Linked DNA regions of Homo sapiens: region 2 is linked to region 1. Evidence: chromatin contacts called from ENCODE Hi-C or POLR2A ChIA-PET data. All regions are on one chromosome and are shown on one strand. The core of a region is the stretch at or near the end of the contact, and the rest is flanking DNA. Distances in the headings are between cores, read along the strand shown. Region 1 has its middle 6.3 kb from the start of SH3D19-AS1. Region 2 holds the start of TIGD4 (tigger transposable element derived 4).

Region 1 (4,756 bases), core at 797-3,296:
GACCAACATGGTGAAATCCTGTCTTTACTAAAAATATAAAAATTAGCTGGGCATGGTGGTGGGCACCTGTAATCCCAGCTACTTGGGAGGCTGAGGCAGGAGAATTGCTTCAACCCAGGAGGCAGAGGTTGCGGTGAGCCAAAATCACACCATTGCACTCCAGCCTGGGTTGACGAGCGAAACTCCATCTCAAAAATAAAAATACAGATACAAAAAACTAGCAAAGCGTGGTGGCGGGCACCTCTAATCCTAGCTACTTCGGAGGCTGAGGCACGAGAATTGCTGGAACCTGGGGGCAGAGGTTGCAGTGAGCCAAGATCGCACCATTGGACTCCAGCCTGGGCAGCAAGGGCAAAACTACGTCTCAGAAAAAAAAAAAAAAAAAGAAGTCAAGGCAGAAAAATTATTGCAGGTGTCAGCTCCTAGAAGTGTATAACATCCATCCCGGCCCTATTATTATTTTTTTGATACATATATGTATATACACGTATATATGTGTATGTATATATATGTGTATATGTGCATGTATATGTAAGTATATATGTGTATATTACCACATATACATTTGTGTATACGTATATGTATATATGTATGTGTATATGTATATACATACACGCATACATACGTATGTGTATATGTATGTATATATTTAAAGTGTGTGTATGTGTATACACATATGTGTATATGTATATATGTGCATACATATGTATAAATGCATGCATGTATACATGTATACGTATATATACATATACACATACGTATGTATACATATGTATGTATACACTGCATATACATACATATGTATGTATACACTATGCATATACATACATATGTATATATACACATGTATGTATATACTATGCATACACATACATATGTATATATACACACGTGTACACACATATACATATGCGTATACATTCATACACACATACATGTATACACACATACATATACACATACACATATATACATATATGTATATATACACACACACACATTTTTTTTTTGAGATGGTGTCACTCTCTGTTGCCCAGACTGCAGTGCAGTGGCATAATCTCAGCTCACTGCAACCTCCATTTCCCAGGTTTGCGCAATTCTCCTGCCTCACCCAGTAGCTGGGATTACAGGCCCACGCCACCATAGCCTGGCTAATTTTTGTATTTTTAGTAGAGACAGGGTTTCACCATGTTGGCCAGGCTGGTTTTGAACTCCTGACCTCAGGTTATCCACCCGCCTTGGCCTCCCAAAGTGCTGAGATTACAGGCGTGAGTCATAGTGCTCAGCCAGAGGCCAATATTTTGGTATTGTTAGTTAATTTTTGTGAAACATAGACAACCAAATATTTCATTTAATTATTGCCTAATTTACAGTACTTGAAGATAAATAATCCATGGTATACATATAATTAGAATTCCTTTAAAAAAATCAGAATATGTCTCAGACTCTGAAATATAAATCTATCAGCTTAACAGTGCTTTGGTTAATCTATTATACTCCAAAATACTAATAACAGTGTTTTGTGTTATATTTTAATGAAAATCTAGATTTATGATTGCTCTACTGTTGCCAAGGGCACAGCCCTACAAGATACAGCTGTACAAGATCTGATGTTCTAAATTTTTGAATATTTTCTATTAAAGAGAAAAAGGAATCCACATTAGTGGATCCATTCATGTTTCAGTTTCTAGGTAACATCAATATAAATTGTCCACATAAAACCAAGAAGCTGACAGGACTTTTCTTCCTGAAGGATAAAACTTCAAGGCTTTAATACATACTGTGTAATTCTTTCTAATCGTTAAGTATTAGAGGCTACAACCACTACAGGCCAATGAAACGGATCAATTCTTCTTGTTTAACTGCTAAAAAAAATGTTATCACTTTGCCATAATAAACGGAAAAAGAACTGGATTGGAAATCCGCAGAGATAGGTTTTACTTTAGGCTCTGCAAGTAACTGTGACTTTAGGCAAATCATTTAACCTCTGCAAGTTGAACTCTGGTCTCCAAGGGCTCTCTTCTGTGGTATAACAGGATGAGCTCGCAATTAAGAGAGCGGCCCCTAGATGGTAGTGTTGTTCTGAGTCAGGCTTTCTATTTTTTTTCCTTCTTTAATTACAGTGAAGTAAAAAGGCACAAGTTAGAAAATGACTTCACGTTAGTTCTGAAAAAAATTCAGTTGGCTGGACAAGGTGGCTCACGCCTGCAAACCCAGCACTTTGAGAGGCCGAGGCGAGAAGACTGCTTGAGCTCAGGAGTTCAACACCAGCCTGGGTAACATGGTGAAACCCCGTCTTTACAAAAAATAAAAAATTAGGCTGGATGCCGGGGCTCACGCCTGTAATCCCAGCACTTTCAGAGGCCGAGGCGGATGGATCACTTGAGGTCAGGAGTTCAAGACCTGTCTGGCCAACATGATGAAACCTGGTCCCTACTAAAAATACAAAAAAATTAGCGGGGCACAGTGGTGCGTGCCCGTAATCCTAGCTACTCAGGAGGCTGAGGCAGGGGAATCACTTGAACCTGAGAGGCAGAGGCTGCAGTGAGCCCAGATTGTGCCATTGCACTCCAGCCTGGGCAACAGAGCAAGACTCCACCTCAAAAAATAAAATGAAAAAAATAATAAATTAGCCAAATATGGTGGCACATGCCTGTAGTCCCAGTTACTCGGGAGGCTGAGGTGGGAGGAACACTTGAGGCCAAGAGTCTAAGGCTGCAGTGAGCCAAGATCATGCCATTGCACTCCAACCTGGGCAACAAAGTGAGACCCTGTCTCTAAAATACAATACAATAAAATAAAATAATAAATTCACTGTGAAGAATTCATTCAATGGCATTCAAAATGACATTGAATCATGAATCATATGGCTCATGTGCATTTGACATTAATTAAAAGAAATAAACCATTAATGATTATACCAAAGTGAATATATCGCCTTATAATTATTAGTCCATACAGTCATCATTATTTTCTCTAGGTATATTTAGGTAAGCTTAAGAAACTGAGTAAAAACTAAGAAATGAATGTTAGGAGTATTGATCTACAATCTTATAGAAAAATTTTTTTTTCAAATGCAAGTTCTACTAATAAATTCTGATAAACGCACTTTCTTTCATTTTGAATATTACAGACTGAATTCAAGACCTGTGATTTATATGAGCACAATGACAGATATATTCCATTACCCTTCTAGCCATGTAAACAAGGGCATCTTTTAAAGAAAAACGCTTTTAGTGTTCAAAGGATAAGAATAATATATTAAATGGCTTCTCTAGGTTTTTTTTCAACTGAGTCGCCTTGCTTGGAAAGGCTTCTCTAGGTTTTTTTTTGTTTTTGAGACGGAGTCTCACTCTGTCGCTTAGGCTGGAGTGCAGTGGCGCGATCTCGGTTCACTGCAAGCTCCGCCTCCTGGCTTCACACCATTCTCCTGCCTCAGCCTCCCGAGTAGCTGGGACTACAGGTGCCCGCCACCACGCCCGGCTAATTTTTTGTATTTTTAGTAGAGACAGGGTTTCACCGTGTCAGCCAGGATGGTCTCGATCTCCTGACCTCGTGATCCGCCTGCCTCGGCCTCCCAAAGTGCTGGGATTACAGTCGTGAGCCACCGCGCCCAGCCCTCTAGGTTTAATTTATCAAAGAAAAAGGATTAAGAGATTCTAGTTTGAGGAGGTTTAGATGAACAAGATCAGATTTTAACCTAAAATTCCTGAAAGGAAACAGAATGTGTTCCTATTTCTCTCCCATAAAATTCACTGAGTATAAAAATTATGTTTCTCCTTAAACATGCTCAGTCTTGCCTTGAATTCAATCAATATACAGAATAAGAAAGTACCTATGAGGCCGGGCTCGGTGGCTCACGCCTGTAATCCCAGCACTTTGGGAGGCCGAGGTGGGTGGATCACGAGGTCAAAAGATCGAGACCATCCTGGCTAACACGATGAAGTCCCGTCTCTACTAAAAATACAAAAAATTAGCCGGGCGTGGTGGTGGGCGCTTGTAGTCCCAGCTACTCAGGAGGCTGCGGCAGGAGAATGGCGTGAACCCTGGAGGTGGAGCTTGCAGTGAGCCAAGATCGTGCCTCCGCACTCCAGCCTGGGCGATAGAGGGAGACTCCATCTCAAAAAAAAAAAAAAAAAAAAGAAAGTATCTACGAGAGCCCATATGTTACCTTTTTGCTTCCTGTCAGTTGAGTAGGTAATAAGTGGCAAGCACAACATAGAACATGAGAGTGAAATGACATAAAACTGTGAATTTTTAGTATAGATTTATGTCAAAAATTAAAGAGGAAAGATATTGAGTGAATCCAAGATGGTATTGCTGTATGTGAAAGTCATTCATCCATCCATCCATCCATTCCAACCAACCAACTCACCCAACCCACCAACCAACCTTTATTGAGGCTGAATGGTGCAAAGGACTAGAGATACAAAGATAAATAAGGTACCACAGGCCAGGTGCAGTAATACCAGCACTTTGGGAGGCTGAGGCAGGCAGACTGCTTGAGCCCAGGTGTTTGAAACCAGCCTGGGCAACATGGCGAAACCCTGTCTCTACAAAAAGAAAAAAAAATACCAGAAATTAGCTGGGCACGGTGGTGTGCGCCTGTAGTCCCAGCTACTCAGGAGGCTGTGGCAGGAGAATCACTTGAGCCCAGGAGGCAGAGGCTGCAGTGAGCCAACATTGCATTGCACTCCAGCCTGGTCAAAGGGAATTAAATCCTGTCTCAAAAAAAAAAAAAAAAAAGATACCACCT
Region 2 (4,756 bases), core at 957-3,456, 1.7 Mb after region 1:
GGGAGGGAGGAAGGAAGGAAGAAAAAAAGGAAGGAAGGAGGGGAGAAAGGAAAAAAGGAAGGAAGGGAGGGAGGGAGGGAAGGAGGAAAGAAAAAGAGGAAGAAGGAAGGAAGGAGAAGGGAGGGAGACAAGAAGGAAAGGAGGAAAGAAAAAGAGGAAGGAGGGAAAAAAGGAAGAGAGGGAGAGAGGGAAGAGAAAACAAGTCTCCTCTAAGCAGGGCCAGGCTTAAAATGATGTTTTTCAGTTAGTACCAAAAATATTCCCCAATCCAAAGAACGCTGGTTTGCTGCTTCCATTGTCTCAAAGGATGTATAGAATTCCACTATTTTCCATCACCAGCTGAAGTAGTTTCTAGTGTTTTCTTGGAGCCAGACTACATTCTAATTTCCTTCAGGGCAGTGGAAATCATGGAAAGATTAATCCTGTGTATATATAGCCTTGCACAGCGTAATACTGTGGATGAGGATTAATCGTACACAGTACCAGAATTCACTGAAGAGTATCTAACTTGGTTAGCATCTTCACCAAGCAGAAGTTAGCATTAGTTCCAAATCCATCTGAATCTCCATCAAAACCATCAGCAGCTGCCAAGGAAACTATGAACAAACTAAAGCAAGTCTTCACCTTTCCAAAATAAGAAACACTTCAGAGTCTGACAGTCTAATAGTTAGACTAACTTTAGTCAAGCTAAGCATCTCCAAACTCAAGAGACAGCTAGCAGGAATCTTTAAGATAACAGCCAGCAAAAACAATTTAGTATTCATTGTCCACATCATTCAAGCACCGCTGAGTCCTACCGTACACTTCCTCCAAGTCACCCTTCTGAAACCCTAGGAACAACACTTGTACTTAGCTGCAAGTTCTGTAGTTGCTCAGTTCCTACACAATTACAGCAGTAATTAATTTAGATTGGGATTATTTTCTTATAATTGAGAAGACTAATGGTCTCCAAACCAACAAGATGGCTTTGTACAGAAAAATCCACAGTAAGCTATAACAATTGAAGTTACAGTTTGAGTGGGTTGGCATATATATTTGCTCCTTTCTTTTGTTTAAGACAGAACCACTTAAGATAAGAGATTTATGTTTTGGAATTTCAGTACTATTTTTTTAAGAGGTGGTATCCTAGAGAGCTCAATCAATATTGTTATACATTGGAAACATTTATGGTGCCATAGGTGTTTACTATTCACAGATCTGGGGAAGATACCTGCCAGGGATATTTCACTACACTGAAACTCCCTGGAAATCTGTAGAGGTAGAGCTCTGCCTTTGGGCATTAGTCATTAAAAATATCTTGTCAGCTACTGTGACAAGTAAAGGCAGCTGAGAAGTACGGTCTAAAGAAGGGTAAATCTCGCCGTGTGCACAGTTACCCTTCGCATTTCTACAAGTGAAATGGGAGTAAAAATGAGCATTCAAAGCTGTCAAAGGAAAAGCAGTCCAGCAGTTCGAAGGGATATTCTGTGATGGACCAACTGTATGGTACAGTGTGTAAATGAACTTCAGGTCTATCTAGCGCCACGGGGGAGCCACGCTTTCGCACCACTGAGCTCTGGGGATGGGGAGAGTAGTGCAGGTTGGGGCCCCGTTTAGGAAACTACGAAGGGCTCTGAGAGAGCGAATTGTTCAGCAGTTTCCGTGACAGAACAATGATCTATTTAAGAAGTAATGGGGCAAGCAAAGAAAGCAGAGCTCGGTCATCCGGAAAAAGAAAGAGGAGCCGGAAAGAAAAGTATCAAGGAATCTACTGTGAGAGAGCGAGCAAAAAGCAAAAAGCGATCACAAATCCAGAGCAAGTAAGAGCTCAGGGATGCCGGGCCCGGGGGTCTAGCCTTTCTGAAGGGAGAGGGCTCCCCAGGCACGGGGGCAGCGCGAGGCAGCGCCCGCATTCCGTCTGCTGCCTTATCTTCGCATTCTCCCTACCACCCCCACCTTCCCCCCGGGACTGGAATAACCTTCTTCGTGCTCTCCGGTGGCTGAGAAAGCAGCTTTCGCTCTTCTGTGGTAGCGTGGAGGTGAGGTACATCTACCTCCACCCTCCCGGCACCAGCTCACGGTCTGTTGGGGGGGTCCTCCTAACGTGTGAGGCTAGGGTGTGTGAATGAAAAAGAGGGAGGCGGAGGCCTCCTGGAGACCTTCGACCTCTCAAGACCAGGCAGGGGCGCCCTTCCGCAAGCTCCCAGCTCTAGCCGGTGCCTCTGGCCCCGCGCGCATTAGGTCGCTGCCAGAAAATTACCCGGGCAACGACACCGCCGGAGTCCCGGATGTGGTTGCTAGGGCAGCAGAGGGAGGGGCGTAGCCCGCCTCCCGGAGAAGGGCGGAGGGATCCTCGTGGGAGGTGCGCTGACACCACCGAGACGTGGCCGGGCAAGGCCGGATTGAGGGAGAGAGAGGCCGTCCAGGGCCAGGGACAACGCTACTTCCGGTCTCCTCACTTCCGGCTTCGCTGCTCTTGGTTCTGGTTCTGGAGGCTGGGTTGAGAGGTCGCCGGTCCGACTGTCCTCGGCGGTTGGTCAGTGTGAATTTGTGACAGCTGCAGTTGCTCCCCGCCCCCGAGCAGCCGAGGTGCGTGGGGGAAGGGGAAGAAGGAAAAGGTCCGGGTCGCGTTTCCGCTCAGTTTTTGCCAGGGTTGAGGCGATTCCAGAGAGCGGCGGAAAGGATAAGCCTCGACTTAGAAGCTACCGAGTTACCCTAAGAAAGGTGAGGGCGGAGCTGGCTCGCCTGGGAAAAGGCGGGGGAAAGATGGTTTGAGGTGGCTGGTGGGGCGGGCACGTTGCCTACGGGTTCACCGTTCCGAACTTTCACAGGGCACGCCTCTCCTTAGTCTGTGCCGTATCTGCCCAAGTGTTATGCCTTTGGTTTCTTCTGTCCTTCATTCCTTCTGTCCCTCTGAGTGTGCCCCCGAAACAGTCGAGTGAAGGTGTAGGACCGGCCCTTGCAGGGAGGCACTCTCTTGGCTTTGCATACATTGGGTGGGAAAAGGAGTTGCAGGATCCAGAATCCGGACCTTTCTTGACAAAGTGTCGGAGTGGGCCACCTTCAGGCTTGCTGTCCAACCCTCATTTCTCCCCTCTTCTCCCTGCATCCCCAGCTTCCTCTCTCCCGCAGTGGGAGGAAGGGAGATAGTGACAGTCCCTCTGAGAGATTCATCTGGCAGTGGTGCAGAGAGGAGTCTTGCCTGTGAAATGTCCCAAGCCTGACTAAGGAATGCTGGAGTTTTGGAAAGGGAGTTGTTCGATTGTCTTCTGCTCCGTTCCTGTTTGCCAAGTTACTACTGTTTACGTGTCTAGGAAAAGGAAATAATTTTTTAAAAACAGTTTTTAGATGCTAGACGTTTTTCCCTTTTACTTTATTTTGTTATTACTTCCTTTGTTTTGTTCTTACCTTCCTCTTGAGCCCTTTGATTTCAAAAAGTTTACACTTTATACTTCCTGCAGATCCTTTGGCCACTCTTAGGATTTCTGTCCCCCGCCCCTACCCTGTTTTCTCCTAAAGTATAAAATTCATCTAACTACATTATTATTTGATAAGGAAAAGCCGGAAGAGATCCAGAACTTCGCATAAACTTTTGCTTTCATACTTTCACCTGTAAGGGTGTGTTCATGTTTGCCATTTAATTAACTTAATTGGCATAGAAATGTGCACCAGAAATGGTTACCTTAAGTCAGCCGTCTGTTAAGGCTTCAGGAATTGGCCTTTTCTTTTTTCTTTTTTTTTTTTTTTTTTTGAGACAGAGTCTCACTCTGTCGCCCAGGCTGGAGTGCATTGGCACGATCTCGGCTCACCGCAACGTCCACCTCCCAGGCTCAAGCTTTTCTCCTGTCTCAGCCTTCTGAGTAGCTGGGTTTACAGGTAGGCGCCACTACCGCCTAGCTAATTTTTGTATTTTTAGTAGAGACGGGGTTTCACCGTGTTGGCCAGGCTGGTCTCAAACTCCTGACCTCAAATGATCCTCCCTCCTCGGCCTCCCAAAGTGTTGGGATTACAGGCGTGAGCCACCGCGCCCGGCCGAATTGGCCATTTCATTGCTGTTCTCTCAGAGCGGCTACAGATTACTATATTTTACTGCTGCCTTAATTCTGCTTTTCTTTCGTTTGTCCTGTGGTGTTTTTTGTTTTGTTTTCCTTGCTTAGCATGACCCACGTCTTCTCCCAACTACCAAGTCTAACACACTTTTATCTGAGAAAAGAGAAAAGATTTCTAATGTATTTTGTGGATTAAATCCCTGCCTCAGTTACTTTAGTTTCTTTCCAAATTGATAAACTGGTTTTCCTTGGATTATGATTTGCCTTAATCCTGGATGATGACTTGGGGTTCATGGCCTAAGGGTCAACAACTTTCAGGGGTCTTCCTCATTCCCACCCCTGAAATTATATGCAGTTTTGTTTGAGTGAATTTTTTTCCCCCCTGGGGAAAGTGTCCATTGTTTTTATCAAATTCTCAAAGGAGATATACAGCCTCTTGATAGATTAAAACCACCACTTAGGCAGTGTCTTGTTGAAGTTAGTGAAAACAGGTTTTGTGTGTGTATGTGTGTGTGTGTTTTCCACTTAGGCAGTATCTTGTTGAAGTTAGTGAAAACAGGTGTGTATGTGTGTGTGCTTTCCCAAACTGTGCAAAGGAGATATATAGCTTCTTGATAGATTAAAACCACCACTTAGGCAGTGTCTTGTTGAAGTTAGTGAAAACAGGTAGGGGTGTGTGTGTGTGTGTGTGTGTGTGTGTGTGTGTGTTTTCCCAAACTGTAAATTGT

What was found. A loop is a pair of places that touch in the nucleus more often than their neighbours do. ChIA-PET counts read pairs that join two places held with the same protein, here RNA polymerase II (POLR2A). Pooled maps may share reads with other maps.
Region 2: a pooled map shows a loop between it and region 1 (3-fold over the local background). The contact joins the promoter of TIGD4 here to the enhancer-like site in region 1. A Hi-C loop is called at or near these places in 1 of 37 single-sample maps with no recorded cell type and 2 of 50 pooled maps. POLR2A ChIA-PET finds 5 or more read pairs at or near these places in 2 of 52 experiments (GM12878 and MCF 10A).

The regions. Positions count from the first base shown.
Region 1 is chr4:151,115,490-151,120,245 of GRCh38, forward strand. No RefSeq gene overlaps it. Among named protein-coding and RNA genes, the nearest start is that of SH3D19-AS1, 6.3 kb to the right of the region's middle. Within about 2 kb of position 2,047, at least 3 of the 41 ENCODE cell types and tissues checked have a DNase peak (open chromatin) inside an H3K27ac peak, as active enhancers do.
Region 2 is chr4:152,777,524-152,782,279 of GRCh38, forward strand. TIGD4 (tigger transposable element derived 4) reads right to left here and starts at 2,207. Exons shown (of 2, transcript NM_145720.4): 1 at 1,959-2,207. It overlaps ARFIP1 (ARF interacting protein 1), which reads left to right and starts at 2,431. Exons shown (of 9, transcript NM_001025595.3): 1 at 2,431-2,703. RefSeq lists enhancers at 1,649-1,858, 2,309-2,468, 2,659-2,708.